Regions from separate parts of the Mus musculus genome. Here region 1 is linked to region 2. A link is a loop called in an ENCODE intact Hi-C map of the cell type or tissue named here. Cell type or tissue: left cerebral cortex. All regions are shown on one strand. Each heading gives the region's core, and the rest is flanking DNA. Links, peaks and the distances in the headings are about the cores only.

Region 1 (11,891 bases), core at 2,474-10,473, 70 kb after region 2:
CGGTGTGTTCTGTTGCCCTGTGTGCCCTGTGTGTTCTATGTGCCCTGTGTGTTGTGTTGCCCTGTGTGTTTTGTGTGCCTTGTGTGCTCTGTATACCTTGTGTGCCCTGTGTATTCTGTGTGCCCTGTGTGCTCTGTGTGCCCTGTATGCCCTGTGTGCTCTGTGTGCCCTGTATGCCCTGTGTGCTCTATGTGCCCTGTGTGTTCTGTATGCTCTGTGTGCCCTTTATGCTCTGTGTGCCTTGTGTGTTCTGTGTGCCTGTGTGTTCTGTGTGCCCTGTATGCTCTGTGTGCCCTGTGTGTTCTGTGTGCCCTGTATGCTCTGTGTACTCTGTGTGCTCTGTGTGCCCTGTATGCTCTGTGTGCCCTGTGTGTTCTGTGTGCCCTGTATGCCCTGTATGCTTTGTGTGCTCTCTGTGTGCCCTGTGTACCCTATGAGCATGGCACTTCCAAATGTGCATTTGTGAAAGGGGACTGGCTGTGCGCAGCCGGTCTGTTTCCTCTGAGGATGGGGTTTGTTCATCATGGCTTTCATGGTGTCTGTTGTTGCACAGCTGTGTGCATAGTCACCAGCTTTTCCCTTGGTGTCTTTTCTTTAGGAGTGTCTTATTTCAGTTATCACTGCTGTTATCCCAGAGAGTTTATGCTTTGCACAAATATGAGACTTTATTGCTATAATGTAGCTGATGTCGTATTCTGCATGTTTTTCTTTCTACCAATAAATCCCTTGTAATATGTAAATAAATGTCTTCTAAAAAGTAATTTTATAATTTTTTTCCAGAGCAGTATGTTCGGGATTTTGGCCCTTCTGAATTTGTTGTTCCAAGAAAACAGCATTTGGCACAATGGCCCAGGCCTCCATTATTTGCTTCTGGGGTGTACGTTTTGTAAATTCACATTGTGTTTCTTACTGTTTTTTGTTTGTTTGTTTGTTTTTTTGTCCTGTGGAGTTGAGCTGTAACTGTCACTTTCATGTTTTGTTTATAGTAACTTTTACTATTGGCCTTCAGAGGTCATGAGTTCAAAGGCACTAAACGTGTGTCTTTTATATCTTTAGAATGGAATAAAGTTCTAGGGACGCAAGTATTGTCCAGAGAGGCCTAATCATTCCCTTTCTGTGTGTCCACCTCGGCACTTGTACCCCAGTGACCTTGGCTGAGTGTGGCTTTCAAGCTTGAGGATTCGGTGTCGCATGAGACCTGAGTCTTTTGAGTAACAGCCAGGGAGAATGTGGACTGCAGCATTTTTTTAAGTGCTATTGTTTTTTACCATTTAGTCGTGGGGAGGACTTGACTTGCATCTGCCTGGCCACTGCTACTTGGACAGTGGATGTTGACCCAGAGCACAGAGTGTTCTTAGCATTCTGTTTTATGTGAGCCAGAGCCTCGGATACTAAGTATGCTCCTCGCAAAGGCCTCTGGGTCCCATTTGTGTCATTTCTCTGTCCTCGTTGACTTTCTGCAGCACCTCCAAATTCAGAATCATCTGGATGTGTAATTAATGTGCTGTTTACTGCTCCTTCCAGATCACTAATGAAGATGTTAAATAAGGCCTGGTCCCATAGCACCCCGGACGCCCCTCAAAGCTCGGTGTTCTGCCATTTGTCAGTGTGCTTTGTTTATAGTCCTTCCTCCTGGTCTCAGCCCATGGGGGTGCTTTGACAAAACCCAATCTGAATTAATTTTTCCAGTAAGACCATAAAAAACACTGTGTCTGTTTCCTCCAGTTTCCTGCCTCCACTCCAGATGGGTCATTTACTGTGCTCGCCCACAGCCTGGTACTTGCTCTCTGTCCTTGGCCCTCACCTCTCCCGAAGCATCTGCAGTTCCGCTTTGGAGATACAGAGTAGGAGCATGCAATCTCCCTGGCTTTTGGAGGCCTGGACTCTGCATTAGGAAGGTGGCCTTGAGGTGGTCCCTTGCCCCTAGTATTGTGTACCCTTTCACAAAGGTGCCGAGGCTCTGTGCTCGTCCTCTCTGCTGTGCAGCAGCCCTCCTTGGATGGGGTTAAAAACAACAGAGGCTTACTCCCTGATGGGTCTGCAGGCTGGAAGTCCAAGAGGACAGTCTAGCAGTTCATGTCTCTCATGGCCTTCTCTGTGGCTTGTGTATTCAGCGGTCTTGTCTCTGTATTCTCTTCTGCCTGTCTTTTATAAGGACACCAGTCATGTTAGGTCACCGCCCGACCCTTATTGAACCTTAATTCTTTCCTAGGAGCCTGTTTCCATACGTGGTCTCCTGGGACTTGGGGCTTTAACATATGTACATCTGTAACAGTCATGATGTCTTTTTTCTTTGTTATTTATGGAGCGGTTTGGGTAGGGCCTTCTGCTGCCATTAGGTTCTCACAGCAGCTGTGAGGCAACCTGTCTCTCAACATTTCTGCATTCTTGGGGTTCCAAGAGCCATACCCCATGTAGAGCACATGTGGGCCCCCAGGTTGCACGCCTCTGCTTTGTGTTTCTAACTAGAAGTGGCATCCTGCAGGCATTTTGAGCTGCTTACTGTTGGGTGTCCCTTGGGTATGGCATGGTGTTGTGACCAGAAGAGGTCGAGCCTCCTTTGTAAAGTAGATTCCAGAGTGAAGGAGCCTGGCTGAGCAGCCAGTGTCTGCTGTAGAGCTTCCTCTGTGGGCTTGGCTTGAAGTTATTTCTGTTCTAGCTCTTGAGGGAGAAAACAATTATTAAAAGACTTTCCTGTGAAAAGGAAACCCCAATTAAGACAGAAAAGCTTGAAACTGAAGAGCAGGTAGCTTGAGGAAGGAGATCTCTGTTCATGAACCATGCATGCCTCGGCCATGAGAAGTAAGATTCAGTCCAGAGCATCAGACGTTGCAAGAAGGTGGGATGTTCTCTGAGAAACATGTTGCTTGGGCTGTCTTTCTGCACAAAGGGCATAGAGCTTATGTACACAGAGCTGGGTGGTGAGGGTCATCACTCCTAAAACAAAGAGAGACCTCATAATACCAAGGGGGCAAGTCTGTTGCTGTTAGGACACTGCATTCTGATTTGGAGTTTTGTTTAGTTTAGTTTTGATTGTGTTTGTTTGGGACAGGATCTCCATAGGCATTTCACGGTGATCTGGAACAGTCTCACTAATACAGCCCTGGCTGAAGCCAAATGCTTTCAAAGTCAGGATTTTCTTGCTTCAGCCTCCTGAGTGCTGGAATTACAGGTATATAAAAACAAAACCAAAAACCCCACGGCTCGAAAGGTGACTCTGACTTTTAAGAAAAAAATAAAAGAAAAGAAGGAATACACTAAAAAATAATAGTAGAAATCTAGTAAGTACAGAATCTAATACCATAATTGATGGTTATCCAGTACTGTGCACTATACACGAGTTTATGTGCTGTGACTTTTATAGACTGGCATTTCAATGGCTTCATTCACATCAGTACCACTGCAAATTTGTCATATATTTTGTTGTGACATTATGGTGGCAACAGTAATCACTAGGTGGCAGAAACTCTTCAGTTCTATTATAAACTTATGGGACCACTTTTATATTCAGAGTACATTGTTGGCTGGATCATGCATTTGACTCATGACTTTGTTCATGAGTATGAAAAATCAGGTGTAATTGTCATCTGTGAGTTCACATTGTGCTTGGCCTCATTCGTCGTTTGAAGTGTGTTGAGGGTGGGGTGGGAGTGATGGGAGTGATGATGTAAATGGTGGTTATGGGGTGGGGGTGAGATGGTGAGGGCCAGGTAGAGTCATAGTTCTGATGATGGCGGGATAATGTGAGGATGGTGGTGGTAGTTGGGATGCTGGTGATGGTGGATTACTGGTGTTTGTAGGGATGGTGGTGGTGGTGATGTTGGCAGGGGTAGAGTTAAGGATGGTGGGAGGTGATGGTGGTGGTGAAGACATGGGGATGGTGAGAAATGATGCGGAGGTGTATACATTTCTGTTCGTATGCTCTGTGTCATACAGCTGGAAGGGCTGTGTGGACGTGGTTGGGTAACTTGCCAGGGAAGTTGTGAGTGAGTGATGGACTTTGCACTGGTCCTGTGGATAAAAGGAGGTTGACTGGCAGTTTGGTGAGCACCTCAGGTTGAGCCTCCAGGCAGTCTAAGGCAAGGTAGTGTGAAGGAAGCTAGGTAGGCAATGCAGGGTTGGAGCTTTCACAGTGTGAGACTGGGCATGATAAGGTGAGCCAGGGCAGGCATTATGGGTGTTGGAGGTCATCAGAGTGACCTCATCAGAACACACAGCTAGGGTCTTTGGGATCAGGCTTGTTTCCAGGGTACTGGTTAGGGTCAGGAAAGGTTCAGGAATAGAAACAGCAGCAGGCCCAAGGCAACCGAGACAAGCCCCCAGACTGAAGCTAAGGTTGCCTAGGCTTTCTCCTCAGGCTCTTCTGCCTGTCACTCTGGACCCTTGTCTCAGCAGACAAAGTGGCGGGAGTAGAAGAGGCAATGCTGTGAAGCTAGGGAACCTCAGCAGCTGGACTTCAGGAAGAGTAAAGATGGGCTATGTCCTTAAAATTAACAGAGAACCCTGGCAGCTGGTCGGTAAATTAGAGGCTTTAAAGTCTGCAAACGACGACTTTCTGAGCTCCATCCATGGTTGCAGAAGGGCAAATGGCAGCAGATATGAGTGAGGGTGGCCAGCATACATCTCCTGCCTTATGCTTGGGCAAGATCGTCCTACATGAGGACTAGCATGAATTTTTCAGCAGAGGAAGGTGAAATGTCAGGAAGAGCGTAGATCATGTCAGCACTACATCCTCGGGAAATTAGAACCACAGGAGCTGACAGCACGAGGCACAGATGAAATACTGACTGTGTTCAGTGCTCCTGCTGGGGCCTCCTGGGCTGGTGGAGAGGGATTGTATGCACCAGGGATAGGCAGCATGCCCTCCTAGGAGCTGTGGCTAGGGACCGCTCAGGCTCTTGCTGTGGCACCTGATAATTGAGACCCTAGGGTTTTACATGCTAGCAAGGTCTGCCTTTTTCTCATCTCCTCATCCCACCAAGAGCACATTATCTCCCATTTCCTTCCAAGGCCCTGGCTTGACCCCCTTGGCACTCACCTGAAATCAAGGCACACACCAGATCAGTGTGATCAAGCCTAAGTCCTTGGTGCACATCAGAGGTGGTGAAAGAGGGAGGCAAATATAAGGTTTACTCTGGCTTGTTGGCTCTCTGTACCCCAGGCAGGGGGTTGGCCCTCCCTCAGATGGCTCATCTACAGTGGGCTTGTGTAGACCCCAGGCTCTGGCTTGCAAGGACCACACCATCCCTCCCTCTATAACCTTACCTCTGGCCCCTTCCTTCCGTCACCTCCCTCCATAGAGCTCCAAAGTTCTCAGGCTCATATTGTACGGATTATTGCTGAAAGCGAAAAGTATATTCAACATCAGGCTTTTGTAAGATCCCCAAATTGGCGTTCTATAAAATTGTGGTGAGGCTGACAGCAGCCAGACTGACTGAGACTCTCTTCATAGCATTTCACAAGGGGAGGAGCTGGGTCATAGGGCCTGTATCCCTTGCTGTGGACCCTCAGAGCCTCCCTTCTACCTCACTTTTGGCTATTAAGGCTGTCCTACTTTCTGTTCATTGTGCTATGGGTACAGCCACGTTGGAACAGCTGTTGGCCAACCAGTGTGAAGTCCTGGCCTCCCTTGAAATTGTGTGGGGAAGGCAGGCAGTAGACAGCTAGCTGTTCACCAGAGTAACCTTGGTGCAGGGGCATGGTGGTGTGCCAAGGCCCGGGAATCCCCCTAGTGGCTATCACGATGAGTACAGAAGGCTTCCAGGGAGTGCCAGTGGGAAGGTGGGTGGTGTGGTAAAGCTGATGCTGAATTTGGAGCAGCAGCTTGAAGCTGTGTAGCCTGCAGGTCACCTTGTCATGCATGTGAAGTTCACTGTGTGACTGGCTTGGAAGACAGTCTTCTACAAACAACTCAGGAGGAAGAGTCGACAATCTAGTTTCAAATTCTGTTTTCTGTTTTTAAAATCAGCACTCTGTCTGCTTTAGGGTGGCATGTGTGTGCTTTGCCACCAGTGTAGAAGTCGGCAAGCAGGGCTTGGGATCTTTCTCCTAGGTACTGCCAGGGATGCCCTCATCGCGCTAGAGCTAGGAGTTCAGGAAGTGATTTCTCTTGCTGTGTACTGAGAGGCTTTCAAATGGCTTGGAAACCTCAGGCCGCCCAGGGAGTATTCTGTATGCAGTGTCTTGAGTTCATTGCGCTCTGGAGAGTTTGCTACAGTGTGTGCAGGCTCAGGAGCCCCATTAAAAAGTCTCCTACATTCTGCCTCACTGCGTCTGGCAGCTCCCTCTACCCAAGTCTTCCTGTGGTCCTGTCACGTCCTAATTAATGCGCAGCCCCACCTCCTGGCCTCTTGACCCATTTGTTCCCATTCCCTTGTGTTCTAATGAAAACACCTGCCACAGCTGAGGCCCAGGGTAATATAAATGGTGGAATCAAACATCGGGGGATACATGATTAGTCCTCCCTTGACTCTGTGACTGTTTCTATATTGCACCTTTCAGTTTGTCACCTGAGCCAACATTTAGTCAGTCTGAATTGGGAGGAAGAATTTTGATCTAACTGTTAGACCAGTGTTGCAAGACCAGGTGTATCTTCTCAAAGTTGTTTTGTTTCTAACACAGTTCTGGTCTGTTAGGCAGGTGATAGTCCTGGCCCCTTTTCAGTTCCCAACAATTACCCTCCACTTGCTGATCAGCCTGACCTCCCTGGAAGGAGGGAAAGGGTCTCAGGTTTCACAGCCTGGATTGGGAGGTCCCAGCATTCATACAGATCCCGTGGCTTGTTCATGGGTGAAGCTCTGTGCTTGTTAATGAGAGGAGGATGGGAAAAGAGATGGGTGTCTGTTGTCATATACCTTATCTCATGGAAACTGAGTCTCAAACTCCAGAGGGTTCATAGGCACCTCAGGGCTCCCTAGACTATCCTAAGCAGACTTGGTGGCCCTAGCCTCCTAAATGAGAGCAGGCCTCAGTGTTTTTCCTCTTCCTAAGACAGACTTATTTCTTTTTCTTCTTCCTTCCTTCGTTACTTCCTTCCTTCCTCCTTCCCTCCCTCCCCTCCCTCCTTACTTCCCTCTCCTCCCACCTTCCTTCCTTCCTTCCTTCCTTCCTTTCTTTTTTTTTTTTTTGGTGGAAATTGGTAATGGCAAGAAAGAATTTGGATGGGATCACTGGAGCCCATTCAGTGTGATTTCTAGGGGCTAGTTAGAAAATGGCATGTAAGAGTGTCTGGGGGTGGGAACAGAGACATGCAAGGCCTCGGGGTCAGAGGGAGAGGGGGAGGGGGAGGGGAGCGGGAGAGGGAAAGGGGAGAGACCGTCCTATGAGGCTCTCAAGCCCTTTTAGGAACGAATTATAACAAAGCCTATGAGAGTGAGTGAGTGTACATTGATTCAGGGGGTGGCAGGTGGTAGGTGCCTATGTAGGGAGGCCTGATGAGGATCAGAGGTTGGCCACACACTGCCTATGGGTAGTAAGAAATGCACCTGCTGGGGGAAAGCCGTTGTTTTAACAGACCTTTGGTGTCCTAAAAAGACAGTGGTAACCCAGGGCTTATGGGAACATTGAAAGGTAAAAAGCTTTGGTTGAGGTTTCACATGGTTGAACTGCAAATGGCAGGAATTTGCTGTGCTTCTGACCTGAAATAGAGGGGACCTAGTTCTTACAGTCTTCGTGCAATGATCTGGCCAGATCCACCAGTTCACTGGCCCTGTGCCCTACTGCCTGGCTTATTGAGTATCGTGTGGCTTCGAAGTTATGTTGAAGAGTGTGTTGGAAACTGAGTGGTCTGAACTATTCATTGTGTTTGTCGTCCTAGGCTCTGGATGCTTTGGCAGTTGGTCTAGATTGCTGGACGCAGATTGGTGGTGCTGAGCCTAGAACAGTCTTTTGTTTCTATTGCCCGGGCCATTCCTCTACCTGTGCTGTTAGGATGAATACTGCTAGGTTGGGATGACATGTTATGGATGGATAAGATTGCCTGTCCTTCATGATTTGATCACATCTAAGAAGTAGTACCAGAATAGTACATGGCTGTGTATTCAGGTGTGCGTGTGCACCTGTGAGCATGTGTCTCATATGTATGTATGTATGTATGTATGTATGTAATGTATGCATGTATCCCCTGGGTAGAGCCCCACTGACGTGCCAGTGCTCTGGGTGGATGCTCACAGTATCTTTCGGTGTTTTCGCTGCAGTGACAGAGCTGAGGCACAGCTGTAGTGGATAAATAGTTGCTACCAGCTGCATTGAGAAGTGTTTGCTGTACCTGGACAAGCAGGGGAACCTATGTTTTCCATGTAGCAAGGTTAACTGAAGTTGGTTGGACCTAGTAATGTAGTAGGCACAAGTATCCCACACCTACCTCAGATACAGAAGGGACTGCACCCTTCAGTCGTTGTTGGGGGCTGGGCACTGAGATTTCTCAGACACCTACTGTTCACTGAGCTCCGCTGTGCTGCCTCATAGTAAGTGTGTGACATGAACAGTGCTGTCTCATTCTCATGTGGTTGAGAAGCCTGACTCCATGTGGAGCTGACATCTAAGCGCTAAGTCTTCTCCTGCAGCATGTTAAGAGGGTCACACAGCCCCCTTCCCAGCCCTGCTCTCACTCATTAGCTCACATGTCCTGGACACGGGCAGGCACAGAGTAGAGGTTAGGATGCACACAGGCCTCAGGGCAGTTGTGGCTGACTGTCAGGCTGTGAAGCAGGGCTTCTCTGTGTTCCAGTCCACGCTGGCCTCTGATGTTAGTATAGGAGGCTGGCTCCGATCTACATACGACCTTTTCTTCCCAGTGTGTTCTGTTCAGTGCTGCCCTTTACCAGTGCATCCCAAGTCTACCTGGAGTCGCGCTCTGTCCATTGACCTCTTTCCTTCTGGACCATCCGATGGTCCTGGTAGTGTGGGAGAAACATGTGGAGGGCGGGGGTGATGCAAGGATGTTGCTGGGTTAGCCTTCGGCAGACATGTCAGTCCACAGTGCTGGGGTATGATGACTCCTCAGAGGACGCTCTTCGGGGGCGTGAAGGGAATGTAGAGGGCCCCCGGGAAAGGCAGTGACGTGTTATGTGGGAGAGGAGTGTGGCTCCTTTGAGCTGGAAAGCCAGCCGGTGCTTCAGGTGGACATTTGGTATGACTGGTTTAAAATAACTCGTTTAAACAAGACAGTAAACAAATGTGGAAACTCAGCTTATTTTATTCCAACTAATAATTTTGTCTTCTAGATCAAGCCAATAATGTGATGTCTATTTTGTACTTTGGTTTTTTTGTGGGGGGGTGTGGCAAAATATTCCCTTCTCTGTCTTAAACGTTAAGATTTTCTGAGTACTAGAATCTATTACATTGGCATTGTTTTCTTCTGCTCAATGCTCTGTGGAGGGACTGAGGGCTCTTGCCTGGCTGTTTCCAATTCATTACAGGACTGCTAGAATCAGAGAAAGTACAAGTGTTAGTCATCTTTGGATTTGGGTGACAATTCTAACCTGAGGCTCAATACTCTGGGGGACATTTCTTAGCCTCTGTAAGAAACACATATATACAGAAAGCTTTATATACAGAAAGCGTAGGAAGTAGAAGGATATGAGTCAGGGTTAGGCTGCTGTCCCTCACAGACTGCTCAATGAAGTAGATCCAGAAGGCACCGGATTCTTATGTTTACTATAAGTTAAAGAGATGAACCTTTAACAGAAACGTACAAGTAACCATCTGCTTGCTGGACGGGTCTTGCTCACAGGCATCCTGTGGACCCTATGTGCTGGCTTCATCTCGATCGGAATACTTCCCAGGTAGTTCTACATACTGGCAGAGTGGCCTTTCCCAGTGTTGCTAGCACATAGCTGGAAGGGACAAGTCTTGATGTAAGGCATCCTTTCAAAGTCCAGGAGTGGGGCTGCAGGACAATATGAGCTTCAAGGCCCAAGTGTAGCCCACGGTCACCTCTGGGTCAGCAGGAGAGCACTGGGTGGTATTGCCTGAGGGCACGTGGCTCTGTCTAGCTTTATTGTATTCGGTAAACAGTTGTGTCTTTGATGATAACTCCTGTTCTAGAAGAATCAGGATCTACAGATTTGTTACACAGATTACAGAAAGAACACAGGCAAGATCCTGGACCACTCTTTTACGGACTCATTGTATCACTCTATGTGTATTTTATGTTTGTTTCTTACTAAAGATGAATAGATGGAAAATTCTGGTTGCTTTTAAAACCATTATCTTAGGAGCCATGCATTGCATTTAGACAAAGGATTTTTGAAATATCTGGCATCACTTTTGAAATGTGGTTCGATCTACATCATAATGCATTCAGCACCTAGCACATCCTAGATGACTTTTGAAGCAGACAGCATAGGAGCTATAGATATTCTGTGCCCAGCACACGGGTACACAAGAAGCATTCAGGTATGTAATGAACTTTTAAATAGTCATATAGTACAGCATCCCATTTTGCACTGGTGTGGATTCTAATTATAAAAACCTGAGCTCTTGTCCTCTAAGTGTGTGTAGTGATGCTAGGTGGGGCCGTGGCTCTGCTCTACGCTCTCATCCCATCCTGCATTGTTTGTGAGGACTGGCATTTGAGGTATGAGCTGTGCTCATTAGGTGGGCTCTGGCTTTTCAGTGTCCAGTACATATCCTCATCACTCTGCCAGAGGAAGGTCCTCTCCGAAGTGTGAGCAGAACTTACCCTGCTCACCCCTGGTCCATAACAGTCTCCTGCACAGCTGTAGGAGCACAGCTACACCCAGGAATACGCAGAACTTGCTGTCAGGGGACCTTGTGGGTTAGACCAGCGCTCCTCCAACTTCCCACTTACAACCTTTTCACATGAGCCTGGATATGTAAGACAAACATATAAATCAAACAGTTGTAGGTATTAAATTAAAACTTTATTATACACAGTTTTTTTGGTATACATACTGTTTTTCCATTTATTAAAGATTCAATTTACATATTAATGAGTGTGTTTATTTTTACAATGAATTCATCTTGGCTGCATCTTATTTATCACAAGCCAAAACTTTATCCACATTGCAATTAAAGTACTTAATAGAAAGTCAGGCAGACAGATTTTTGTGAGTGAAAGCTAGCCTGGGTCTGTGTATCAAATGTCAAGTCAGCCTGGGATATATGGAAAGACCCTGCCTCAAAAAAGAAAAAAATTCCTTAGCAGAAAGAGGAAGGTGGTAGAGGCCAGTGTACAGAGTGCCACCTTTTCTTTCTGGCTTCTAGGAGGCTGCAGTAGTCCTGCCATTGTACCAGGGCCTCTGCCAGCAGTGTTTCCCTTTCTTTCTTAGGTAGTTTCCAGTCACCAGACCGCTGGGCTTGGCCATACCAGCACTCAGATCTACAAGGTTACCCCCAACTACAGTTGCATTGTAGCCAGCTGAATATTTAACACTGTAGGCTGTGGAGCATCTTCAGTTCTTCAGAGATGATGGTCCTCTGACTTTGTGCTGAGCAAGCAGTCACAAGCAAGGATGTGAGTCTGGAAGGCAGGTGCTGGAGGGCTCAGGCTCCTGTGTTTCCCTCCATACAGGGAGTCTGCACAGATACACGTGGAGTTCGAGGAAAGGAAGACTTGATTAAGAGTTGCAAAAGGCCTGGGCATATTCCGTGTCTCTCCTGTGGTCTGGCTTCAGAAGGGAGGGAAGGTGCAAAAGGAGTTCTTTCATGCACAGAGTTGCCACCTCTCCCTCCCAGGACTGTGTAACTTTTGGAGTTTGCTGTCGTAGTGAGTGAAGTGGGGCGTGAGGCTCTGCCTTTCACATGCCAATCCCTGGAACTTGCCCCTCCTTTTGTTGTCCTTTTGCAGAAGGTCTTTATTTTTACATGTGTGTGTACATATGCATGTGGTCAGAGGCCAGATGTCAGATCCCCGGAGCTGGAGTTAC
Region 2 (11,891 bases), core at 1,453-9,452:
CCATGACCCCTGCTTTGAGTTTTACAGTTATCTGAGTAGGTGGCTGGGCAGGTGTCCTAACTTGCTGCACACCTCTCTGGGCTGGGGCCCTGGCCTGCAGGAGCTGTCATGAGTGAGGGCTTGCTGTAGACATGAGGTCTCGGCACACACATGTGAGACTAACACCCACTCAAGGACCAATAGGTAGGCCTTCCCATCTTTACCATGGCTACCTGGGGGCCTTCTGGAAGGTAGGCTTCCCACAGGGAAGAGGCTTCTCAGAGTGCTCTTGGACACTTGAAGAATTATTAAATATCCCCACTGCTCCAGCATTGAGTGGTCACTGGTGCAGGCCACTAGTAGCGTTGCTCAGCACAGCAGGCCAGGCCTGGTCAGGATGTACACTTCGGTGTTTCCACCCAGTTTGTGTGGCTCCAGATGTCCTCCTGTCTGTGTGTGCTTTTCTTACTACTCACACCAGTCGGAGGGGATGCATGTGCTAAGAAAAGAAAGGCAAAGAGGACTGAATGGAAGACATCTTTACTAGCCGGAAAGCCTGGCTTTCTCTGGGTTCTCGTGTGTCCCTCTCTAGCTCTTCAGTGGACCGAGACTCCATACTGCTGCGCAGTGCCCAGTGGCTTTCTTGTCCATGCCCGAGATTTGCAACGTGCCAATCAGAGGCTTCTGCTGTGACCCCCAGCAGGGCAGCCGCCCTGCACACCCAGCTGATGGAAGTTCTAGCTCCTTTGTTGAGGGCAGTTTGCTCTGGGTAGACAGATGCGGGGCAGGAGTGTGAGCCTCGGGGCAGGGCGCCTGTCTGCAGCCCAGAGGGATGAAGCGCTCCTCAGTCTCTCTTTCTGCTTCTTTAAGTGGCTTGCCGAATGCCCCATCGTCTCTGATTAAGTCACAGCTAATTTGTTCTCCGCAGGAGCAGTGGGAAAGTGGAGCATCTGGATCAGGGGAGCGGCAGCAGCGGGCAGAGCCATCAGGGGGCTGACGGCTGGCCTGCCCGAGCCGGCCCGCGAGGAGAGGATGGTGGTGGCTGTTGTCCTGTATTTCTAACTTTGTCTACTGGAAAGCGGCAAGCCCAAGTGCGCCCATCTGTCAGAAACCCCTTTTAGCAAAGACACCAACCCTTCCTGGAACAGAGCTCTCACGCTGTCTTGTCAGCCATCAGCAGAGAAGCGGGCCACACTCCCAGCCCACGCGCCTCTTTTTCTGAGTGCATGAGACAGAGCCTCATCTGCTGCAGCAGAGGCTCTAAGGAAACCTTTCTACCTCTTACCCCGAAGCCAAATCTACCTGGGATTGTGGAGTAGGGGTGGTTCATCTGCACTGGCAAATGAAATTAACCTCAAGCTAATTGTACCTTACTGGTTATGGATTATACCTATTTATGCAAATGGCTCTTAGGAATGTCTCTGCTGTGTGGGTTCTTCCCCAATCAGTTTGCAAAACTCTGGTGAGACCTGGAGGAACAGACAGTCTGCAGAGCCAGAAAGGGAGGCATAGAAAGCAGAAGACAGGCATCTGCAGACAGTGACAGCCAAGGGCTTCTGTGTCATGACAGTGTGGTACACTGATTCCATTTAAACCAGACACGAGAAGTCACCAAATGACTCAAAGGCAATAAACAAAACCATCACTGTACTCCTTTAAGAAAAGTAAGTGATGTCTCCATATAAGAGGATGCTGCATAAGAGCATCGCCCTGATCTAAGCCAGGCACGTGGAATATGCACACACTGTCCAGTCCTTGTGAGTCTTCCAGACAGCAGAGCTTCATCTGGGCAACTGGCTTACAGTGGCTCTGCCCCAAACCAGTCTCTAGCCTTTGACAAACACTTTAGGTATGGATACCATAGTGACACTATTCCAGAACCTTGTGTATGAGGAAGAAGTGAGACAGTTTCCCTTGGGGACCGGTGGAGAATGCCGTGGTGTGAATGCTCAGAGGAAGAGGACTGAACACCATGACAGTTACCTTGCTGCAGACGGTCTTGACCCTGTGTAATCGGTCCAGGGACTCCTGTGGGTTCCCCAGATACTGCTGCAGTTCTGCATGCAGAATACGCATCGAAAAGGGGACCATGGAGCCTAGAGTAGAAACCACAGGTAAATTAGTGAGCTTGCTATGGATGTGTGTGTTTTCTGACTGTCCAGAGGAAGGAAGCATTTACAGGGTGTCTTAGTTACAGTTTCTATTGCTGTGATGAAACACCATGATCAAAATGTAACAATTGCAATATTACATCTTCCAGTTTGTAGTTCATCACCCACGGAAGTCAGAGCAGGAACTCAAGGTAGGAACCTGGAGGCAGGCACTGATGCAGAGGCCATGGAGGAGTGCTACTTACTGGCTTGCTTCTTATATCATCCAGGACCCCCTGCCCAGGGGTGGCACGGACCCCGACAACTTGGGTCCTCCCAAATTAAGTATCAATCAAGAAAGTGCTTCACAGACTTGCCCACAGGCCAATCTGGTAGATCATTTCTCAACTAAGGCTCTCTGTCTGTATAGCTGACAAAACACTAGCCAGCACACAGGTGTTGCATTGGAAGCAAGAACAGAAGTCCTTTGATTTTTGGTTTAGCTGTAGAATACAAGCTGGTTTTCTCTGCTAAGTCATATCTTACATATCTAGCCAATTACCAAGGGAGACCAGATGTTACCACTATTGCCACAGCTCTGCAGCAACCACAGAGGTTCTCACAAATAAATTCAGTAGCAGATACCAAATGGCCACCAATGAAAGCTATACAGAGTACATTACTGTAGCAGGTCAGAGTGTGAGTGTGAGTGGAGAGGGAATATGGGGGCCTGAATAAGAATGCCCCCATAGGCTCATACATTTGAATGCTTAGTTGCCAGGGAGTGACTTTAAAGGATTACAAGAATTAGGGGGTGTGGCCTTAAAGGAAGGGTGGACTCTGATGTTTCAAAAGCTCAGTCAGCGCCCACCCCCCATTCAGGATGAGGTTCTCAGCCTACCTGCATGGCCATGGTCTTCTCCATGATGATAATGAAATAACCCTCCGAAACTGTAAGCAAGCCCCCAATTGAATGCTTTCTTTTATAAGAGTTGCCTTGGTCATGGTATCAAACATTGACTAAGGCAGTGGATTTGTATTTCCCAGCAGGGAGGGCTGCAAAGAAAGCAACTGGCTCTGGAGGTGCTCCTGGCGATGCCAGAGAAGGGGCAGATAGCTCAGTGAAGGGACCTCCCTATCCTGGGCTCAGAGAACAGGGCTCAGGAGGTGTTCCTGAGGCTGCCAGAGAGGGCCAGACATCTCAGCCAGGCCATCTCTCCATCCTGGGCTCCTGCTAGCTTGGCACAGAGTGGAGCTAGAGCAGGAGCAGGAAAAGGTGTCCTTCCTGCTCACAGGTCTGCTGGCACACTTGAGGCTTCTCCAGATTAGAGTCTTCAGGACTGCCCATCAGCACAAGGCATGTGGCTGCATTCGAAAGAGGAAACTGATGGGAACTACATAGGAGAACAGGAAGCTCTAGAACTGAGACAGGAAGAGAACAGCTGGGAAATACTGTCTGTCAGTTCCATGCTAAGCAAACGGATTTAACTTACAAGTTACGTGGCAAGTTTTAAGAACCAAGTAGAGGCCAGTCCCTGGTCACAACATGTCTCTAAAAGTGTAAACACACACTCAAGTGTAACATACTTCCCTCAGAAAGGTTACACGCCCCCTAGCAGCACCACTACCTGGGCACCAGGCATTCAAGTGCCCAGATCAAGCCACCACACTCCCCAAGTATGGACGAGCTTGCCTGTCTCAGCTGCTGGGAATTTCAGCATCCTTCAGGTTCAGTTTGGCTACCCAGTACAACAAAGCCTGGCCAGTCAAAATCTGTAAGAAGAGCCTAGTCCTCTGTGTGTGTGTGTCTCCCATGTACAGTCGGGGCCTGTCTAAAAATAGGTTGACATGAATACTGAGGAAGTATTCTCATTAGTTGTTTAGAAAATATTAAATGAGGCTGGGGTGGTGGTGGTGGTGAAGAGAGAGAGAGAGAGAGAGAGAGAGAGAGAGAGAGAGAGAGAGAACACATTAAATAAAAACAACTACTTGAAGATTATTTCAGACTGTCCCCTGCAGTGTTGAAGAGCTACACCACCATTGTGGAAAGTCAGGGAGGAATGTGCTAGAAATCTGCTGGGCCTTGGTGTGTGCACTGAAAACTGAAAGCAGAGAGCCGCATGGGTGTGACCTCCATGGGTCACTGCTGCTCTCGGAGAGAGGCAGCTCCTGGCAGCGTGGGGCAGAGGCACAGCTGGACTTGCTGCCATGTACCCAACACTATATGTATGTTCGCCACTGGCAACAGAGAGCATGTGGGGAGAGTCCCACTGTAGCTTCTTCCGTCCCTAAGGCACAGACCCACAGGTTGGTCTCAGTCTTCCTCTTTCATTTTTGTAACAGGGACACTTAACTAGATTCACTGATCCATCAGGAGACCCTGGACACCCTCTCCCCTCCCTGGTATCCTCCTCCCCATCACCGGGGTGGAAGGAGCAGGTTGGCAGCTGATGGGGATACTGATCACTCCATCAGTCTCCCTGAGATGCTCTACTGCTGAGATACCGCTGTGTGAGAGTGTTCAAGGACACATACTACTCTCAATGCTATGAAGACATCTTCCACCTAATGCTACATTGGTATGTAAACAAAAAGTACCCTAGATCAAATATTTATTATTTGATCAAATTTTTTTAGATGGAGGTAGAGTGATAAAAAATATGGACTAGGTCATCCAATCCAGGTAGTGCTCCAAGTAGCTTCTCAACTGTCGCAAGTGTCGGGGAAACAGAAAGCTGCAGGAAGCAGGAGGACACCCTTCTCGGTACTCAGGAGTTCAGGCAGAGTAATGTGAACTATAAATCTAAATCTAATGTCAGCCTAACATGTTAGCTGTGGGAGGTAAACTGACTTTGCAGTAAAGAATGAAATTCCAGATGTTTACAATATTATGCAGCCATGTCAGGTTTTGTGTGGATATAAAAGATTCAGAATTTGCCTGAGAAAGAGACCTGTGAGCTGCAGACACTGGAGGGAGCAGAGGAAGACTGAAGACTGGGTGAGAATTTCGAGGAGCAGATGGCAGCAGGGAGGACGGAAACTTAGCACTCAGTTAATTCGAGAGTCTGTACATCTGGCTCGATGATTTGAGGGTGATCTGTCCTCAGGTCTAAGTTCAGAAGTGAGTGTCTATAGCAGCATGGCAGGCGCTGCAACCCTAACCTAGCACAGACCACAGCCCATTGGGGCACCGCTGGCAGGTGCACTGAGATAATGAGAATGTGTTTTCTTTCCCGTGTGAGATCATGCACTGAAAGGGAAGGGACCATGGAAAGATAAGCAGCGCCATGGAAACCCCAAACTCGAGCCATGGCGAGTCTTTCCTTCTCACGGAGAGGGCTCTGAACAGACTGAAAGTGGTGGTGTGCGGGCATTCCAAAGACAGAAACACAGCAAATGCACACAGTTAGCTCACTGGAAATCACGACTCAGTGGCTGGTCATCAGTTACAACCGTGCCACGTGCGCAGTACCATGTGCAGTACCTTGCGCACTGCAGCGAAAGCCGGGTGTGGTGGCACACGCCTTTAATCCCAGCACTCGGGAGGCAGAGGCAGAGGCAGAGGCAGGCGGATTTTTGAGTTCGAGGCCAGCCTGGTCTACAGAGTGAGTTCCAGGACAGCCAGGGCTATACAGAGAAACCCTGTCTCGAAGGGTTTCTCGAAAAACAAAAACAAACAAAAACAAAAAAACCCAGAAGGCACCCAGAAGGTACAAGGAAGGTTCTCAAAGCCAATCAGAGAACAGGGTTGGGAAAGCGATCTTAAGTCCCTAAGAGCAGTTGTTCTGTCCTGAACATTGCAGAAAAACAGACAAAACCAAAATAATCCCTAGTGCTCGGTACATAACCTGATCCCTTTGTTTCATCCCTCCATGCCAGGGGTGGGGTGGCAGCCATCTCCTGGGGAGGGTGCGATACCCCCTGGGAGTACAGAAGTAGCAGTGGATAGCTGAGACAAATCTGGGTTTGTCATAGGGTTGTCTGACTCTGGGCCCAAAACATTTTGACGCAGAAGATTCCACAGGAATATCTGCCAAGCTAAGTGTACTTGCTGTTTCCTTTTGTTGGAGAAGGAGAAAGTGGCAAGTGGACCTGAGGGAGGGAGAACAGCAGGTCTCCACAGAGAGCAGGGCACCTGTGCAGTTGCCAACAGCTCTCTATGGCCCCTGGGGATTACTATTCATGTACCTAGAGCTATGCCACTGTCTGGGCAATAACCAGGGCAGCAGTGTGCTGTGGCTTAGTTAAGAAAATATTCCAGGGGCTGAAGAGATGGCTCAGTAGTTAAGAGCATTGACTGCTCTTCCAAAGGTCCTGAGTTCAATTCCCAGCAACCACATGGTATCACATCTGTAATGGGCTCTGATGCCCTCTTCTGGTGTGTCTGAAGACAGCAAGTGACAGGACAGTGCACTCATATACATAAAATAAATAAATCTTTAAAACAAATTGTCAGTCATAAAAGAAAGGAAGGAAGAAAGAAAGAAAGAAAGAAAGAAAGAAAGAAAGAAAGAAAGAAAGAAAGAAAGAAAGAAAGAAAGGAAGAAAGAAAGAGGGAAAGAGGGAAAGAAAGAAAATATTCCAGAAAGTTCTCTGGTACATGTCTCCATGTGCCTCTGTTTAAGTGTGTCAATTTGACACAGGCTGGAGTTATCACAGAGAAAGCAGCTTCAGTTGAGGAAATGCCACCATGAGACAGCTGTGAGGCATTCTCTCAATTAGTGATCAAGGGGGGAGGGCCCAGCCCATTGTGGGTGGTGCCATCCCTAGGCTGGTCATCTTGGGTTTTATAAGAAAGCAAACTGAGCAAATCAGGGGAAGCAAGCCAGTAGGTAACATCCCTCCACGGCCTCTCTTGCTTCCTGACCTGCTTGAGTTCCAGTCTTGACTCCCTTTGGTGATGAAAAGCAATGTGGAAGTGTAAGCTGAATAAACTCTTTCTTCTTCAACTTGCATCTTGGTCATGATTTTTTTTTTTTTTTTGGTAGGAATAGAAACCCTGACTAAAATAGCCTTAATTCCTAGTCTGATCCCAACATCACTGCCAGGATTATGATTTAGATATAGAGTACATGGGCCCACCAGGAGTTGCTGCCAAATAAAAAGGCTAGGTTGGGCCTCTGAAATCAGAGGGCCCTCCTGCAGGCCTGGAAATTATCCTTCCTAGAATGGGAGAGGCTCCCTTTAAAATTACTAACAAAGGACTAAATGCCCATACCATGGGAAGAACACCAATAAATGAGCAGCAGGAAACAAAGCCTGTGTGGGAGTGAGCCCCTGGGGAGGAGGCCCCACAGAACAGGAGTCAGGGGAAGAGTAAGACCAACAGGTGGGGCTCAGGCCCAGCAAGTCAGTCCAACCAGGCTGCTGACTTGCCGAGGGAAAAGAAACCACATCTTGCTGCTGGGAAGGAAAGGAGGGCGCAGGGCTGTTTTAACAGCAATCTGGCTAAACTGAAAACTCTGGCACAACAGGCTTTAGTAAAACCACTTTTAACTTAGACCTTGGAGAGCCCCATAGATGTTCACACAGAGAGATGTGCAACGATGCCTATGCTAGTCTTCGTAGGAACCCGGCACTGAAAAGAGGCTAAACTGCGCCTCAAATGCTCTTGAGCCAGGTGATTGGCATCCTGGGGGAGTTCAGCTGCGTCCCCTTCCAGAAGGATTGTCCCAGTTGGGCTTGCTGACTGTTTACAGCCCACCATGAAGGAAGAGGAGACCCTTCCCTGACTATCCAGCCAATCCCCACCACCTGTTCTATGAAACTTTGAGTGAATGCATCCAAGCTCAGGGAGGGTCTAGAGAATGCAGGCTAGAGAAGAGTAGAGGAGGGGGCTCCATCTATGTAGCTCGGGGAAGCCCTCATCCTGGCTGGGCAAAGGCTTCCTGTACAGCCTGATGGGCAGAGGTGCGCCTGTGCCTTGTAGGTAACCCTCACCTCTACTCTGGAACTGCAGGGTGGGATCGAGACTCTTGTGTCCTTGGGACTTTAGGAGGAAGGACAGATATTTACATCTCCTCCCAGGAAGGAATTCTAGCAACCCAGGGAAAGTGGTTTTTCCCAAACCAAGGAAGACAAGCTCCTGACACAGAGAGCAAGCATGGTCACTGAATATGTGCGGACATGTAACCCCTGGATCTGGAAGTACGGGAGCTCCTGGTTGGAACGGATTTTAGGAGGGGGTAGGACTGGTAATGGGAGTTGAATTCATGGGCCCTCAGTGCTGGGGAGGGACATGCAGCCTTGGCAGGGCAAGAGCAGTAAGTGTGGTGGGAGAGCAGGCCCAGAGGGCAGAGGGCAGAGGGCAGAGGACAGGACACTGTGAATGCTGGGGCTGTGCTGCCTGAACTCTGTCCTCCTTGCTGCTCCATGAGCAAGAAGAGAACTCTGCACAGTAGACCAAGTGGGGCTAAGGGTCAGTAGACAAAGCTAATGGGACTTGCAGAACAGCTGAACATTGGATAGAAACTGCTTAAATGTTCTAGAAATATATCAAATACAGCATTGTCCCTTTTATGAATGAAAAACAAACAAAAAAACTCAACTTCATTAGCTCCACACACAGTTCATCAAGTCTTGTTATGAATATCATGAATTGCTATAATACCCAATCTTAAATGAAATATATTAAAGCTCATTCATAAAAGTTATTTATTTGTTTGTATTACTATAACCCCCTTTTAAAAGCACATGTTAATGGTTTGCTTTGCTTATATATTGTGAGCTAAAATGAAATGAATGAATCAATTCTTACATTTATGCTTGTAATGCCACAAAATGATAAGCAGCATTAGCCAGCATCCAGCCTATCACCGTGAATGCATATTAACACTTGAGCATGCATGATATATGTCCATTTCATAATCTGAAATAGCTGCTTCATGATGCACAGCTTCTGTCTTCTCTTCATCCACATCCAGGTGCCACTTAATTTCGGGCAGGAGCAGAACATAGGCTGCACATCTGCCTGCATATCTGCCTGCTCCTCATCCTGCACACCCGCATGCTCCTCTGCCTGCACATCTGCCTGCTCCTCTGCCTGCACATCTGCCTGCTCCTCAGCCTGCACATCTGCCTGCTCCTCAGCCTGCACATCTGCCTGCTCTTCGGGTGGCACATCTGCAGGCTGGGTACCTAAATGTTCTTCAAGCTGTATTATCTGCTGGGAGATATGGCCTTAAACTGGACAGCGACAACGGACCACTCGATGCCTGGACTTAAACATGTTGCTATCTTTCAAGGAAGCTTGTTCCTTGGAAAGTCCTCACAGAGGAATGTGGTGCAGAGGCCTCTGAGTTACCGTAGGCCAGCAGGCCTGCTGAGACTGAGCAGCAGGACAGTGGTGGCCAGAAGCCCAGGGGAGCTGAGCTTTTTATCCCTCCTACAGCAAACACCTGCTTAGACTGTCCCCAACAGCTGTCCAGTGCTCAGAAGCTACTGGGATGAGATAGTAATCTTGCATCTGCAATTCTCGAGAATGTCACCAGGAATAGCACAGAGCCTTTGTGCAGCTATGTGACTATGGGTTTAGTAGCCTGGTGCCAGTGAGAGATGAGCCTCTGTGGTTCACATTCTATGCTTTGTTGGTCACAGACAAAACCCCATTGAAACTAGTTGCTAACCTTGCGGTTAAGGCAGAGTGCGGCCGAGATGGACTGAGGAAACATTTCTTATGCTTTCAGGAAAATAGCTACTCTTCTGAGAAAAATCAGTTGTCTCCTGATGATCCGAGAAATCAAGAAAAGGAGACTAGCTAGAATCCTTGTCCCCCCAGTTCCCATACACAGTGACGCCCTTAACCTGTCAGACCTTTGCATATGACAGGGGCTGTTCCTCTTCATTAACAACTTGACTAGACTGGAATCATCCAGGAGATGTAACTCTGGGTCTGTAAAGACATTTCTCAAAGTGCTGAACTGACATGGGAGGACCCACCCTAAATGTGAGCAGCACCATCGCATGGGCTGGGGCCCAGGAGTGAATTCAGAGACTGAGCGGAGCACCAGCAATCCATTCATCTCTCTGCATGCAGACTGCAGATGAGCTGTGACTGCCTCACAGCCCTCACCACCATACTTCCCGTCCATGAGGGACTGTGTTCCTTCTGAAACCGTGAATCAAAATCACCTGTCCTTCCTTAAGTTGACTTCTAGGGGACTTTAACCCAGTAATGAGGGAAGTATGGTATACTGGCTTGAATGAGAATGGCCTGAAATTCCATATGTTTGAATGTCCTCCCAAGATGGCTTTCTCCGTGTGACGCAGAGTTGAGGCCTCTATAAGGCCCTCCACCTCTGTGCTTTAGCTCTCTATTGCTGTGATAAAGCACCAGGACAAAGCAACTTATGGAAGGAAGGGGTTGATTTGTCTTATGGTTTCAGAGGGTTAGAGTCCATGATGGCGGAGCAAAGGAACAGCAGAGAGCTCACATCCTGATTCACAACCACCAGGCAGAGCAAGTGCTGGGAAGCACTGGCGGCTTTGAAACCTAGACGCCCACTTCCAGTGACACACCTCCTCCAGCAAGGCCACATATCTTAACTGTCCCCAATAAGTGCCACCCACTGGGGAGTAAGGCTTCTTATCCAAACCACTACACTTAGACAAAAGGCTCTAGACAGTTTTAATCTCCTTTTCTCCAGCCTTACTTTTTGCCCCTGTCCTAGAACAGTCCATGCTATGGCCTTGTGTTACGGTAGAGACTGTGATGCCCTCCATTGCTATAACCAAAATCTTAAAATAAATTAAGAACAGAGTCTTCCTGCAGCTGCCAACAGAAACTTCAGGAACATATGCAGTTTTGTGCGGCTGTGGCACAATGGCGGTGCTCCCTTGGAGAACACTGGGTAACAGGTTCTAGCAGGTGCTTGTCAGCTGGCCTCTAAGAGACCCAGAAAACACCAAGTCACTCCTAGTCAGTATGTTCACAAAACTGCATGAATGGTGGCTGTGCTAGGCTACTGATTTGGTTTTTCAGATTTGAAAAGGTAAAGAAAAGCCAGAGTTTCGAAGTTTGTATAAAGCACAGTAGAACACATACATTGGCATGAAGCAGCACTCACTGCCTTACCCCTGCGTCCTGGGTACACGTGTGGGTAGTATTCATAGTATAGGTCTGGTTGATCCAGATTTCCAAAGGGTTCAAACTCCATCTCAGCATTCTGGAAAAGGCCCAACTTCACCAGCAGCGCCAACCTCACAAACCAGAGCTGAAATGCAGGATAGGACACCCAAGTCAGCCCTGTCCTTGTCGTGGTGGCCTTGTGTGGGGCCCTGCCTCTATATAAGAAAGCCAGAGCTCAGGGCTACGGTTACTGCTGTCCTCCAGTTTACACAGTTCCATGCTTACAAACACACTGCTGAGCTCCACACAGCAGCGTGGGGAATTTCATTAACTGAACCTAATGCAGTAGCTCAAGGTGCGAGCCTGAGCAGCACATCAGCTAAGGAAGAGAAAACATCCCCACTTCCTGCTGGGACCGGGACCAGTGTGGACAGCAGAGAAGTGCAGGGACGGGTGGGTGGGGCACTCAGCCTGGCGGAGGATGGCCCTTCAGAATGGAAGGGCTGACTCTGAGGAGGACCTGCAAGGTCAGGGAAGGGTACGACCATAGGCTTGGAGGGTGGTCTGTGAGGTGTGAGCAAGGTGAGCACCCAAGGCTATAATGCTGATGGCCCAGCAGAGAGAGAGGACTCAGGGTAGAGTGACATCCTCACTGAAGGCTGGTCTTCCCTTACCGACAGGACAGGGGGGTAAGACAAACACAGTGTATGGGCTTTGGTGGAATACCTATCAAACTAAGAACAGAAAATCCTGTC

What was found. A loop is a pair of places that touch in the nucleus more often than their neighbours do. Peaks named below come from ENCODE experiments on the same cell type or tissue, not always from the same donor. Only the 100,000 strongest peaks of a DNase experiment are listed, where the experiment ranks them.
Region 1: it touches region 2 in a loop (2.1-fold over the local background); 3 of 42 quality-filtered maps call a loop at or near these places.

Annotation. Positions count from the first base shown.
Region 1 is chr12:28,778,801-28,790,691 of GRCm38, forward strand. The region is part of intron 3 of Eipr1 (EARP complex and GARP complex interacting protein 1); the gene reads left to right. Among named protein-coding and RNA genes, the nearest start is that of Gm46345, 18 kb to the left of the region's middle. In left cerebral cortex, for the core only: a CTCF peak has its summit at 5,717 (motif pointing left); DNase peaks (open chromatin) are centred at 3,888, 5,776, 8,499, 9,002 and 1 more place; H3K27ac peaks cover 2,007 bases.
Region 2 is chr12:28,709,910-28,721,800 of GRCm38, forward strand. Trappc12 (trafficking protein particle complex 12) reads right to left here. Exons shown (of 12, transcript NM_178811.5): 5 at 11,143-11,281; 6 at 1,963-2,075. Among named protein-coding and RNA genes, the nearest start is that of Gm31269, 25 kb to the right of the region's middle. In left cerebral cortex, for the core only: CTCF peaks have their summits at 5,044 and 6,453 (motif pointing left); DNase peaks (open chromatin) are centred at 5,118 and 5,431; H3K27ac peaks cover 5,106 bases.